Linked DNA regions of Homo sapiens: all the other regions are linked to region 1. Evidence: chromatin contacts called from ENCODE Hi-C or POLR2A ChIA-PET data. All regions are on one chromosome and are shown on one strand. The core of a region is the stretch at or near the end of the contact, and the rest is flanking DNA. Distances in the headings are between cores, read along the strand shown. Region 1 holds the start of NOP56 (NOP56 ribonucleoprotein). Region 2 holds the start of CDS2 (CDP-diacylglycerol synthase 2). Region 3 holds the start of SOX12 (SRY-box transcription factor 12). Region 4 holds the start of RBCK1 (RANBP2-type and C3HC4-type zinc finger containing 1).

The links. Hi-C counts contacts between places; a loop is a spot of excess contacts on that map. ChIA-PET counts read pairs that join two places held with the same protein, here RNA polymerase II (POLR2A). Pooled maps may share reads with other maps.
Region 2: a loop to region 1 is called in a pooled map, with 23 times the contacts of the local background. The contact joins the promoter of CDS2 here to the promoter of NOP56 in region 1. A Hi-C loop is called at or near these places in 2 of 37 single-sample maps with no recorded cell type and 14 of 50 pooled maps. POLR2A ChIA-PET finds 5 or more read pairs at or near these places in 1 of 52 experiments (IMR-90).
Region 3: a loop to region 1 is called in a pooled map, with 9 times the contacts of the local background. The contact joins the promoter of SOX12 here to the promoter of NOP56 in region 1. A Hi-C loop is called at or near these places in 1 of 168 maps with a recorded cell type or tissue (CD8-positive, alpha-beta T cell), 2 of 37 single-sample maps with no recorded cell type and 7 of 50 pooled maps.
Region 4: a loop to region 1 is called in a pooled map, with 8 times the contacts of the local background. The contact joins the promoter of RBCK1 here to the promoter of NOP56 in region 1. A Hi-C loop is called at or near these places in 3 of 50 pooled maps. POLR2A ChIA-PET finds 5 or more read pairs at or near these places in 2 of 52 experiments (Caco-2 and activated B cell).

What each region holds. Positions count from the first base shown.
Region 1 is chr20:2,651,238-2,654,009 of GRCh38, forward strand. NOP56 (NOP56 ribonucleoprotein) reads left to right here and starts at 1,395. Exons shown (of 12, transcript NM_006392.4): 1 at 1,395-1,426; 2 at 1,605-1,694; 3 at 2,042-2,156. The coding sequence starts at 1,424. MIR1292 (microRNA 1292) reads left to right here and starts at 1,540; the gene lies at 1,540-1,605. LOC105372505 (a long non-coding RNA gene) reads right to left here and starts at 1,227. Exons shown (of 5, transcript XR_007067502.1): 1 at 1,123-1,227. RefSeq lists a silencer at 879-1,518 and an enhancer at 2,019-2,108.
Region 2 is chr20:5,125,659-5,128,430 of GRCh38, forward strand. It overlaps CDS2 (CDP-diacylglycerol synthase 2), which reads left to right and starts at 1,350. Exons shown (of 13, transcript NM_003818.4): 1 at 1,350-1,491. The coding sequence starts at 1,435. It also overlaps a transcript of PCNA not described here. RefSeq lists a silencer at 839-1,758 and enhancers at 1,021-1,522, 2,099-2,188.
Region 3 is chr20:324,202-326,973 of GRCh38, forward strand. SOX12 (SRY-box transcription factor 12) reads left to right here and starts at 1,351. Exons shown (of 1, transcript NM_006943.4): 1 at 1,351-2,772. The coding sequence starts at 1,724. The coding sequence ends at 2,671. NRSN2-AS1 (NRSN2 antisense RNA 1) reads right to left here and starts at 1,051. Exons shown (of 3, transcript NR_109990.1): 1 at 941-1,051. RefSeq lists silencers at 221-480, 1,041-1,350, 1,461-1,840, 1,911-1,970, 1,991-2,480.
Region 4 is chr20:406,904-409,675 of GRCh38, forward strand. It overlaps RBCK1 (RANBP2-type and C3HC4-type zinc finger containing 1), which reads left to right and starts at 1,396. Exons shown (of 12, transcript NM_031229.4): 1 at 1,396-1,876. The coding sequence starts at 1,855. RefSeq lists a silencer at 1,094-1,363 and enhancers at 1,341-1,983, 1,934-1,983, 1,984-2,624, 2,034-2,133, 2,194-2,293 and 1 more.

The DNA.
Region 1 (2,772 bases), core at 145-2,644:
TTTAGTGGATAAGCACCTGTAACTCCAGGAAGATTCAGGATTAAGGGCAGAAATAATGAAGTAAATTGAAGTATTAGCATTAGTATTTTCCATTACATTTTGGAATCGTCTATTTTGATGTATTCACGACGGTTAAAATAATTTAACATGCTAATGTATGGATTAACTTGGCAATTCCATTTTAAAATATTAAATGGAATAACGATTCTGACTCGTAAGTAGACATGTGTAACAGAATTCAACCACATCTGTAAACCATATTGAAATTATGAGAGTAAGATTTACCAACCACATTTAGGTTTGACATATTAGATTTGTGAGTGAACTATGTACTTGGATTTTGTCAAGTAACTCAATCGCTTAACAAAATAACAATTAAATGTATAAATGCAGTTTATAGCTATACATTATTTTTAAAAATCCCCTTCGAATGACTCTTTAAAACATACCAGGGGATACGCTACTTAAGTATAACTAGGTTTTGGATTTATAACGTTAATATTAATTATTAAAGCAAAACTCATTTCTAAAGAGTCGCCTGAGTGCCCAAAAGACGCCCTCAAGGACAGGGAAGCAGCTGCGATTCACTCAGCGATCACCAGCGCCCAGAATTCAGGGCCGCCCAAGCGGAGGAGCAACACGTGGCCCAGCAAAAGGAGCTGGGTCCCGTGCAGCACAGCAACAAGAAACTGGCCTAGGAAGACGCTGGAGCGTCTTTCTTTCGCACGTTACTGCCTGCTACAGTCATTTAAAAAAAAAAAACCAAAAACAAAAAAAAGAAATAAATTAATAGTACGAAGAAAACTGCGCGAGCTACATTCCCAGCAGGGTCTGCGCCAGAGCGCGCCAGGCACCGCTCCCGTTACGGGTGGGAGGAAAGGATGCACCGCCCACCCGGCGCCGGGGAGGCTCGTCCCCGAGTAGGGGACGGGAACGCCTGGGTCCCGGGGACGTGGGGCGCAGGGTCTGGGGCCCGAGGCCACGGACGAAGCGGGAAGCCGGCTAGGCAGCGGTCTCTGTCTGGGATGGACGCCGCGCCCCACGCGGACCTCCCGCCCCGACTTCACCCAGCTCTGCTGCCCGTAACTCATATGACAAGAACATCAGGAACCGGACTATTACCCCGAAAGGGCCTTCCCAAGTCGTTTCGCCGCCTGCAGTGCCCGACCGGGGGCCGCGCGTCCCCGGCAACCACGCCCGCCCGCGCAGCTGCAGAGGCCGGAAAAGGCCCGCTCGCCCGCGCTCGGCACCACCCAGCCCGCGCTCCGGGCGATACCACCCTGGGCGGCCCCTCCAAAGGCCGGAGATGGTGTCGTCCCCGGCCTCCGATTGGTCGGGGGGGCGGGGGCGTGGCCTCTGGAGCCTGGTTCCGCGCGCCGGAGCGCGCTAGCCGCATTGCGAGCCGAACCCGGGAGCTGGCGCCATGGTGAGGAGTGGTTGCGGGGCGCGGGCGACGCGACGGTGGGGGTTTCGGCCTGCGTTCGGGCCGCAGACAGGGCCTGGGCCTGGGCCTGGGCCTGCGCCTGCGCCTGCGCCTGCCCTGGGAACGGGTTCCGGCAGACGCTGAGGTTGCGTTGACGCTCGCGCCCCGGCTCCCGTTCCAGGTGCTGTTGCACGTGCTGTTTGAGCACGCGGTCGGCTACGCGCTGCTGGCGCTGAAGGAAGTGGAGGAGATCAGTCTGCTGCAGCCGCAGGTGGGTGAGATCCGTGGGCTCCTTTGGCGGCCCCGCAGACCCTCATCGCGCGGGTCCCAGCATGCACAGCGCGCTCCCACGTGGCCGGCCGAGCGGTTCGGGGCGGGGGGACGGGCCTGGAAAGCTCTAGATCCGGGGGTCTTTACCTTGACCCATGGGTAGAATCGCTCTAGCAATTAGAAATAAGCCTCCCGGACGCCGCCCCCGAACGATTAAAGCAGAAGCTGGGATGTGGGGCCCAGGTATCAGCATATTTTAAGAGCTTCCAAGGCTGAGAACCGCTGCTTGACTGCGCCGCAGAGGCAGGAGGGAGGGAAGGAAACCACTTAGCCTCTTTCTCCCCCCAGGTGGAGGAGTCTGTGCTCAACCTGGGCAAATTCCACAGCATCGTTCGTCTGGTGGCCTTTTGTCCCTTTGCCTCATCCCAGGTTGCCTTGGAAAATGCCAACGCCGTGTCTGAAGGTAAGTCGGCCACCGCCAAGTGTCACAGAGAGATGTGGTTCCTTTCGGTATCCTCTCGGGCAGCTTGTGATAGTATTTGCCGTCCTTGGCTGGCTCTGAGTCTGATAGGCGTGAGGCAGTATTTGAGCCATACAATGTGTAATTTGAAATAATTGTCTTCACAGAGCTCAAGGTCTGGGAACTGTGCTAGACCAAACTGTTTAAGCAGACGATGTGGAATGTGTGTTAACGTTTCCTTGTGGGCACTGTAGTGACAAACTATTTTTTATTTTTATTTTTTTTGAGATGGAGTCTGTCCCCCAGGCTGGAGTGCAGTGGCAAGATCTGGGCTCACTGCAACCTCTGCCTCCCTGGTTCAGGCGATTCTCCTGCCTCAGCCTCCCGAGTAACTGGGATTACAGGCCTGTGCCAGCCACCACACCCGGCTAATTTTGTATTTTTGGTAGAGACGGGGTTTCACCATGTTGGCCAGGCTAGTCTCCATCTCCTGACCTCGTGATCCGCCCGCCTCGACCTCCCAAGGTGCTGAGGTTGCAGGCGCGAGCGACGGTGCCCGGCCGACAAAGGGGGGTTTCTTAAAGGGGGTCGGCTTAACACCTACTTGTGCCTGAGGTTT
Region 2 (2,772 bases), core at 100-2,599, 2.5 Mb after region 1:
CCAAAGGCAATGCTGGAGCAACACAAGTATTAATAAATGCAGGCAGGCAGTATAGTATGGTGGTTAGAGTGTGGGCTGGTAACAAACCTGTTTGTGTTCTAATTCTTACTAGGCACTTTCTAGCTGGGAGACCTTGGCTAAGGTCCTTTTAAAAGTTTTAAATCCATCCAACAAGTACTTACAATGGATGTGTCAAAGACATAGAGGATGCACAGTAAACAAAGTAGACAGCACTTCTGTCCCAAAAAAGGTCTTTCCATAGTCCAGAAGACAAATTTGAAAAACTGAGGAAGGGCCAGGCTCGGTGGCTCACGCCTGTAATCCCAGCACTTTGGAAGGCGGAGGCGGACGGATCACCTGAGGTCAGGAGTTCGAGACCAGCCTGACCAATATGGTGAAACCCCGTCTCTACTAAAAATACAAAAGTTAGCCGGGCGTGGTGGCGCGCACCTTGGAATTGTTTGCGCCCGGGAGGCAGAGGTTGCAGTGAGTCGAGATCATGCCACTGCACTCCAGCCTGGGCGACAGAGCGAGACTCCGTCACAAAACAAACAAACAAACGAACAAACAAACAAACCACTGAGGAAGATCTTAACTGTAAAATTCAAATCATACCCACTTCCAAGCCATGTGTGGATTAAACGAGATAAGCCAACTAAAGCGATTACTCAGCTCAGTGCCTAGTATACAATTAGTGCTTAACAAGTACTAGCGACCGCTTGGCAAAGCAAAGCAGACTGAAGCGTGGGTTTCATTTCTCATCATGTGATAAGTGATAAAATGCTCTTAACCAGGTCGGCTCACCTGGCCTTTCCATTCGACCTAAATAACGTCTACTTACTTGCGTAAGGGAAGAGCTCTGGCCCAGGTCAGCAAGCATTTGTCAGGCTAGAGCCTCCGGGTGGCGCTTCTCGCCCTCAGTAACCGGTTACCTCCAGAACCAGGGCGCCAGCTCCGGCCATCCGCGGTTAAGCGGGAGCTCCCATTGGCTAATCGCACACTGAAACGCACGCCTTTTCCCGCCCCTGACGCTGCCGTCCAATGCGCGCCTCTCGACTCTGCTCCGCCCCGCCCCGCCCCCGTCGCCCTGCCTCCCTGGCGTATTTGCGCCATTGGTGGATATTCCGGACCGTGATGGTGGCGCTGCGCGTGCGCACTCGCTCCGAGCCCTGCTCCCGGGAGAGGGAGCTCTCGGGTCGGGGCTAGGGAAGGCTGACCCCGCTCGGCCCGGGTGAAAGGGCGGTGACGGCACTGGGTGGGGCCGAGCTCCAGGGCTGGCTGCTGGGCTGCTAAGGGAACTGTGAGCCGCTCAGAGCCGCGCGCCTCCCGGGCGGGGCGGGGCCGGCCGTGGGAGTCCGCGCGTGCCCGCGCCGAGCTGCCTGCTCCGGCGGCTTCGCTGCTAGCTCGCGGCGACGTCGGGCCGATTTTCCCAGGATGACAGAGCTGAGGCAGAGGGTGGCCCATGAGCCGGTTGCGCCACCCGAGGACAAGGTAGCGGCAGCGTCGGGGTGGGCGCGGCCGGGACAGCGGCGCATCCGGGAGGCCTGCGGGGGACGCGCGCAGAGGGGTCGTCTTGTTCTCTGACCCTTTGTCGCAGCCGACGGCGGCCCCGGGCCCGGGTAGCGCGAAGGGCCCTCGGGTGCCCGGCCTTCGCGGCGCGCGCGTCAGGGGTCGGCGGGTCGGGGTCCCGGCTCAGGGTCTGACTGAAGTGGCTCCCCCGGGGCGCAGGAAGGAGCTTCTCGGGAGTGGCGCACGGCCTCCTGCCTCGCTGGGCTGGCTGCGGGGACTCCCCTCTCCCCCAACTCCGTGAGGCCTTCCTGGAGGTGAAGATATGCAGAGCCTTCTTAGGGAGGCGGCTCCTCTGAGCGCAACTTAGGCTCTCCGTTCCCTTTTACAATGTTATTATTTTGGGGGGTGGGGGAATCAGGACAAGGCCATAGCATTTGCCTCCTGGGAGATGTAAATCCCTTCTTGGGCATGAAATCATCGGCTTTGAGCAAAGGGGTGTTACCCAGTGAGCCAGTCCGTCATCAGCAGGTGTTGGAGGGCGTCCTCCCGGTTGATGGGTTGTTTCCTGCACCGTGTGGGCTCTGGTGGGTAGGGGAGGAGAGTAGGAAGGAGGCCATCTTGGCGGGGACAGTGGCGGGGGTGACGGGTGGGGGAGTGGACTCCTTTGGGTGAAGTGAAAGATCTGTGTAGGGGAGTTAAGGAAGGTAGGGATTGGTTTTATTACTGTGGAGGTTGAATGGCAGTATAGGACTTTGTAGCAGTAGTTGTGCTTTCCGAGATAGCAGTGATCAGGAGCCCTGTGTTTGGGAAACTGATCAGACAGTGATGTGTAGAAGGGACTGAGGGAGCCTGGACCAGACTGAGGGAGCCTGGTTCACTCGGGATTGCCCATGAGTGACCTGTAGATGTTTTCTTTGGCCCACATATTGCCTTAAAAATCAGAAAGTTTCTCCTAACAATCTAAATTTCTTGCCTGTCTTAGATAATTGGAGGGTCCACCATCACTTTGTCACCTGCTCAATGGTTGGCTGGAGCTGAGGATCATCGGTTCCCACCAATCCCTGTTGCCTTACACCAGGCTCACGGCTTCCCCTAATGCAGCCTGTAACTTTTTGATGACTGGACGCAACGGACATTAGGGAGACACCCAGAAGGAAGAAAGCACAAGATTTGGTGACAGGATGTCAACAGAGCAGTTACACTAGGAGGAATGTTTTTGGTGAAAGATAATGAGATCATGGGTTTTTTTTAAACAACTTTCGT
Region 3 (2,772 bases), core at 101-2,600, 2.3 Mb before region 1:
CCGCACCTCGGTCCTTCCTCCCCGCCCCACACCCTCAAGCTCGGCTCTTGGCCTTCGCTCGTCCAGAAGTGGGTGAGCTGTACCGCCAGAGGCGCATTCTCCTAGCCCCAAACCATGCCCGCTACGCCCCAGCGGAATGCCACCTTAAAGACCCTAATCCGGGCACCTCCCAGCTCCTGCTTCCCAAGGGCGAGGCCTCAGCGCCCCCTCCCATCGCCCATGCTCACGACGCCGTGAAGGTGACCTCCCCCAGGGGCGGCACACGCCCAGTGGTGCCCGAACTGGCTCACACGTGGTGAGCCGGGAGCGCGCGGCCCCTCCCCGCCACGCGCCTCGTGCCGGCCACCCGGCCACGCCCCCAGGACTGGCTCCGCCCCGTGCCCCTGCACGCTTCTCCAGGCTTGGGTGGGGCGACGCGCCCAAGTCGGGCACCGGGCAGGCTACGGGGTGGGGTAGGACCTGGGAATGGCGCACCCACGCATCCTCGAATGTCGCCTGCGGTTTGTGAAAAGCGGGAAGTCCGCCCAGCTCAGGACCTTTGGCTGGCAGGCGAGGTGCCCCGCGGCCCTTGGTGCTGAGCAGGGGAGAGACAGCTGGGACCGCGAGCCTGGGAATCGAATCCTAGTCTGCGTGTCCTCGGTGCTTCCTATTTGGAAACTGGGCATCATATTATCATATTCCCTTCTCCCTCCGGATTCTTATGGAGCTTCGAACGAGATTAAATATACATATATATGAGAAAGGGATTTGTTCACTAGGTCCAAAAGCATTTGCTGGTCCCATATGTGGTCGGACCCTGTGTGTAGTAGGCGGGGGGCAACATCTACGACAACCTGAGTTCGTCCCCTTAAGAAGCTTTCCTGAGTCTTGGGCCCCCCAAATTCTCTTCTGGGATGGTCCGAAAAGACGTCCCTGAAAGAGGAAAGGGCGGAAATCCTACCTGACGGCAGGTGTCTCGGAATGAGCTAAAATTTAAAAGGCAACGCGGGGCAGGGACAAGCGTCCAGCGTCAGATGGAAGCAGGCTCGCGTCCCCTACCCTTCCTCCAACCCCTAACCTAAGAAAAGAAACCGATCTCGCCGGTCTCCCCCAATCCTAGCCGCGAGACCGCCCAGCCCCGCAGCCCGAGCCCCGCCCCGCTCCGGCGGCCAGCGATTGGGAGATGCAAATACCGGCTTCTCTGCCCAGCAACGGGTGACGCGGCGCCCGAGCGCGAGGCGGGGCCCGGCCGCAGCCCAAGCGGGCACCTCGGTGTTTACACGGGGCGGCCCCGCGCGCGCCGCAGCGGCCCGCAGACGGCGAGGGGGAGGGGTGGTGCGCGCGCCGGCGGGGCCGCGCGGGGAGAAAGACACTGAAAGGCGTCGGCGGCCGGGCGGGGAGCGGCGCGCGCGGGCCGCGGCGGAGCCAGAGGCTGCAGGAAGAGCCCGCGGGGGCCCGGAGGGTGCGATTCCTCGGCCCCCGCAAAACAATGTGTGTTGTGAGCCAGGACGCAACTTGCCGGAGGCGGCGGGGGCGCGCCGAGCCCGCCTGAGACCGCGCTGACCTTCTCCCCCCGCCGTCCGTTGGGCCCGAGCGCCCAGCTCCTCGCTCCCCAGTTCGCGGGGGCCGGGCCGAGCCGCGGGGCGGGGCCGCCCCTCCGTCGCCGCTGCCTCCTCCCCCACCCCCAGCCGCGGAGGATGCGGACGGCCCCCGGCGGCGTCTAGCGGCCCCGGGCCCAGGCGCGATGGTGCAGCAGCGGGGCGCGAGGGCCAAGCGGGACGGCGGGCCGCCGCCCCCGGGACCCGGGCCGGCCGAGGAGGGGGCGCGCGAGCCCGGCTGGTGCAAGACCCCGAGCGGCCACATCAAGAGGCCGATGAACGCATTCATGGTGTGGTCGCAGCACGAACGGCGGAAGATCATGGACCAGTGGCCCGACATGCACAACGCCGAGATCTCCAAGCGCCTGGGCCGCCGCTGGCAGCTGCTGCAGGACTCGGAGAAGATCCCGTTCGTGCGGGAGGCGGAGCGGCTGCGGCTCAAGCACATGGCGGATTACCCGGACTACAAGTACCGGCCGCGCAAAAAGAGCAAGGGGGCGCCCGCCAAGGCGCGGCCCCGCCCCCCCGGTGGTAGCGGTGGCGGCAGCCGGCTCAAGCCCGGGCCGCAGCTGCCTGGCCGCGGGGGCCGCCGAGCAGCGGGAGGGCCTTTGGGGGGCGGGGCGGCGGCGCCCGAGGACGACGATGAAGACGACGACGAGGAGCTGCTGGAAGTGCGCCTGGTCGAGACCCCGGGGCGGGAGCTGTGGAGGATGGTCCCGGCGGGACGGGCCGCTCGGGGACAAGCGGAGCGCGCCCAAGGGCCGTCGGGCGAGGGGGCGGCCGCCGCCGCCGCCGCCTCCCCGACACCGTCGGAGGACGAGGAGCCGGAGGAAGAGGAGGAGGAGGCGGCAGCGGCTGAGGAAGGTGAAGAGGAGACGGTGGCGTCGGGGGAGGAGTCGCTGGGCTTTCTGTCCAGGCTGCCCCCTGGCCCGGCCGGCCTGGACTGCAGCGCCCTGGATCGCGACCCGGACCTGCAGCCTCCCTCGGGCACGTCGCACTTCGAGTTCCCGGACTACTGCACCCCCGAGGTTACCGAGATGATCGCGGGGGACTGGCGCCCGTCTAGCATCGCAGACCTGGTTTTCACCTACTGAGCCCACCGTCAGCGGGGCGCGCACGCCCCCAAACCAGCTGTTTACATACAGGAATCAGGTATTGGGGCCCCTCGGAGGCCGAGGCTGGCACCCCATCTCCC
Region 4 (2,772 bases), core at 146-2,645, 2.2 Mb before region 1:
GCAGTGAGCAAAACAAACCAAAGTCCCTGCCCTCTAGGAGAGGAAAACAGACCCAGAATAACATAAATAAGTAAAACATGCTCCGTTAGACAGTAATAGATGCTGAGAAGAAAAAATGAAGCCAGGAAAGCGGATGTGAAATGCTGGATACGTGTGTCTGTGAAATTTCAGATGGAGTAACTAGGGAAGATTTTTGGGTAAAGACCAAAATAAAGGGAAGGAGGGAGCCATGCAGACGTTTGGGTTATGGCAGGTGCAAAGGCCTTAGGGCGGGAGTGTGTCTGACTTACTCCAGGACCCAGCAGGTCAATGGGACTTGAGTGGAATGAGGCAGGGGCAGGGCAGTCAGCTACGAAGACAGAGATCGGGAGGCAATTTGCGAGCCCTGGGACAGATCTCGGATTTTGCTTTAAGTGAGATGGGAGTACTTGGGTCGGGGAGTGGCATGGGTTTGATTTACATTTTAACAGGACTCTCCGGCAGCTAGGTGGAAATGGACGGTAGGGGGCAAAAAGAGAAGCAAGGAGGCCCAGGAGGAGGCTGGTTCAAGACCCCTGAGATGATGGAGCACTGATGGAGCTGGAGCGGGATGGGGCCGGAGGAGGTGAGGGATGAGATTCTGCAAGTGGAGCCCGCAGGATCTGCTGATCGATGGGACGAGGAACGGGAGAAAAATTAAAGCGGCGCATGAGGCAGACGAATGCAAACTTCACCAATAGCTCAACGAAAAGACAGACGGTGACCGCTGAGAGGCAGCGTCGGATCTGGGTAAGGGCGGGTTCCTGAGCCTGCCAGGCCTGGATTCAAACCTCGGCTGAGTGGCCTTGGACAGGTCATCAACAAACAGAGCCTTCGTTTATTCATGTGCAAACGGGGCCAAGGACCGGGCCTGCCCCGAGGTATGCCTGAGGCTTGGGTGAGCAGGCGCCGGGCTCGCAGGGCGCGCTCCTAACCCGTCCCCAGCGGCTCGACGCTGTGGATCCCGCCGCCCTCCAGCCCCGGCTCCGGCGCCGACTCCTGCTCAGGCTCCTGCTCCTGCCCCCGGCCCCGCCCCCGGCCCCGGCCCCGGCCCCCGGCCCACCCCGGCCCCGCCCCCAGCCCCCGGCCCCCCCGGCCCCGCCCCCGGCCCCGCCCCGGCCCCGCCCACCCCGCCTGCGGCCCAGCTCCTTCCCGCGGCTCTGCGATGCGGCCCGCAGGGTGACCCGGGCGGGAGTCCGGGGACCCGCGATCAGCCCCGGAGGACGGGGTGGGGTCGCCCCAAACAGGAGCGCCGGGACCGCTGGGACCCCGCACTCGGCGTCCGCCGCCGCCGGGTAGCCGGGCAGTGGAGGTCCCGGATGAGGCGACAATTTTTCCGGCCCCCCCTCCCAGTCCCGCCCCACTTCCGGGGCCGCCACTTTCACTTTCTCTTCCGCCGAAGCCGCTCCCCTTGCGAAGAACTGGGGCCTCCCGGGAGGAGAGAGGGCTTTGCCTTGAAACCCGGGACGCCAGGGGCGCTCCCGCAAGTGGGGGTCCTCCGGGACTTGGAACGCCCCGGCTGGGTGGTGTCCGGGCGTCCTTTCCCCGCTTCTTCCCACCTCGGCTGGTCCCGTTTCCTCCTGCGCCCAGTGCGGACCTGTCTCGGCGCCCGCTGCCCTCTCACCGCCCCACGCAGGATCCCGGCCTGGTCACCGGGCAGTGTGATGCTTCCCGACTGCCGCGGGGACAGCGAGGCACACACAGGGCTTGGGCCGCGCCGGAGGCCACACGGCCTGGCTGAGTTGCTCCTGGTCTCCCGCCTCTCCCAGGCGACCCGGAGGTAGCATTTCCCAGGAGGCACGGTCCCCCCCAGGGGGATGGGCACAGCCACGCCAGATGGACGAGAAGACCAAGAAAGGTGGGCACAGGCTGGAGGTGGCTGGGGAACTTCCGGTGGGAAGTGGGCCCCGCAGGACCTGGCCTTGCCCCTGGCCAGAAGGGCCTTGGAGAGGGGGCTTTAGCCTGCCCTCCCTCTACCCTCCTCCCCATCAGTTTCCTCCTTTGGTACCTGCTGGCTTCCAGAGCCATCTTGGGGCCCTGAGAACTCCTTGGGCTGGCTCTGTGCTGAGATGGGGCTAGGGGACTCGCAGAGGACACAGGGCATTGAACTTGGAGACCTCCTGGGCTGGTGGGAGACAGACGTCAGTTGACCTGAGAAGCAGGGGTACTTGCCTCTTCTCTTGTCCCCTGCACCTAGGGTTGTAGAACGGAAGTCAGTCACTGCCTTGCTGGAAACCCTCCCATGCCCCTCTGTGTTCTCCAAACAAAACCCAGAGGCCCTGGGTGGCCCACAGGATATCTGTCCTCAGTCACCCCGCCATGCTCACTCTACTGGAGCCCCACTGGCTTCCTTCGGTTCTCATCCAACCATTTTTTGGCCAAGGCCCTTACTCTTCCTTCCACCTGGACCACTCTTCCCCACTGGAGCTTGACACGTGCAGCTTCTCCTCCTTCAGGTCTTAGCTTCAGTGTTACCCCCTCCCAGAGGCCTCCCCTGGTCTCCTTAACCTGTTTATTTCCCTGCCAGCAAGGATCGCAATCTGACTTTTTTTTTTTTTCTTGTTAAACTTGTTCATTGTCTCCCCACTGGGCAGGGAGATCCATAAGGAGAGGGGCCCTGTTTATAAATCTCTGTGGGATTCCAGTTCCTGGGACAGTGGGTGGCACACAGTAGAAGCTCAATAACTGCTTGTTGGATAAATGAATAGAAATATGAGGGACCCTGGGAATGGGAAGGACAAACAACCAAATGAG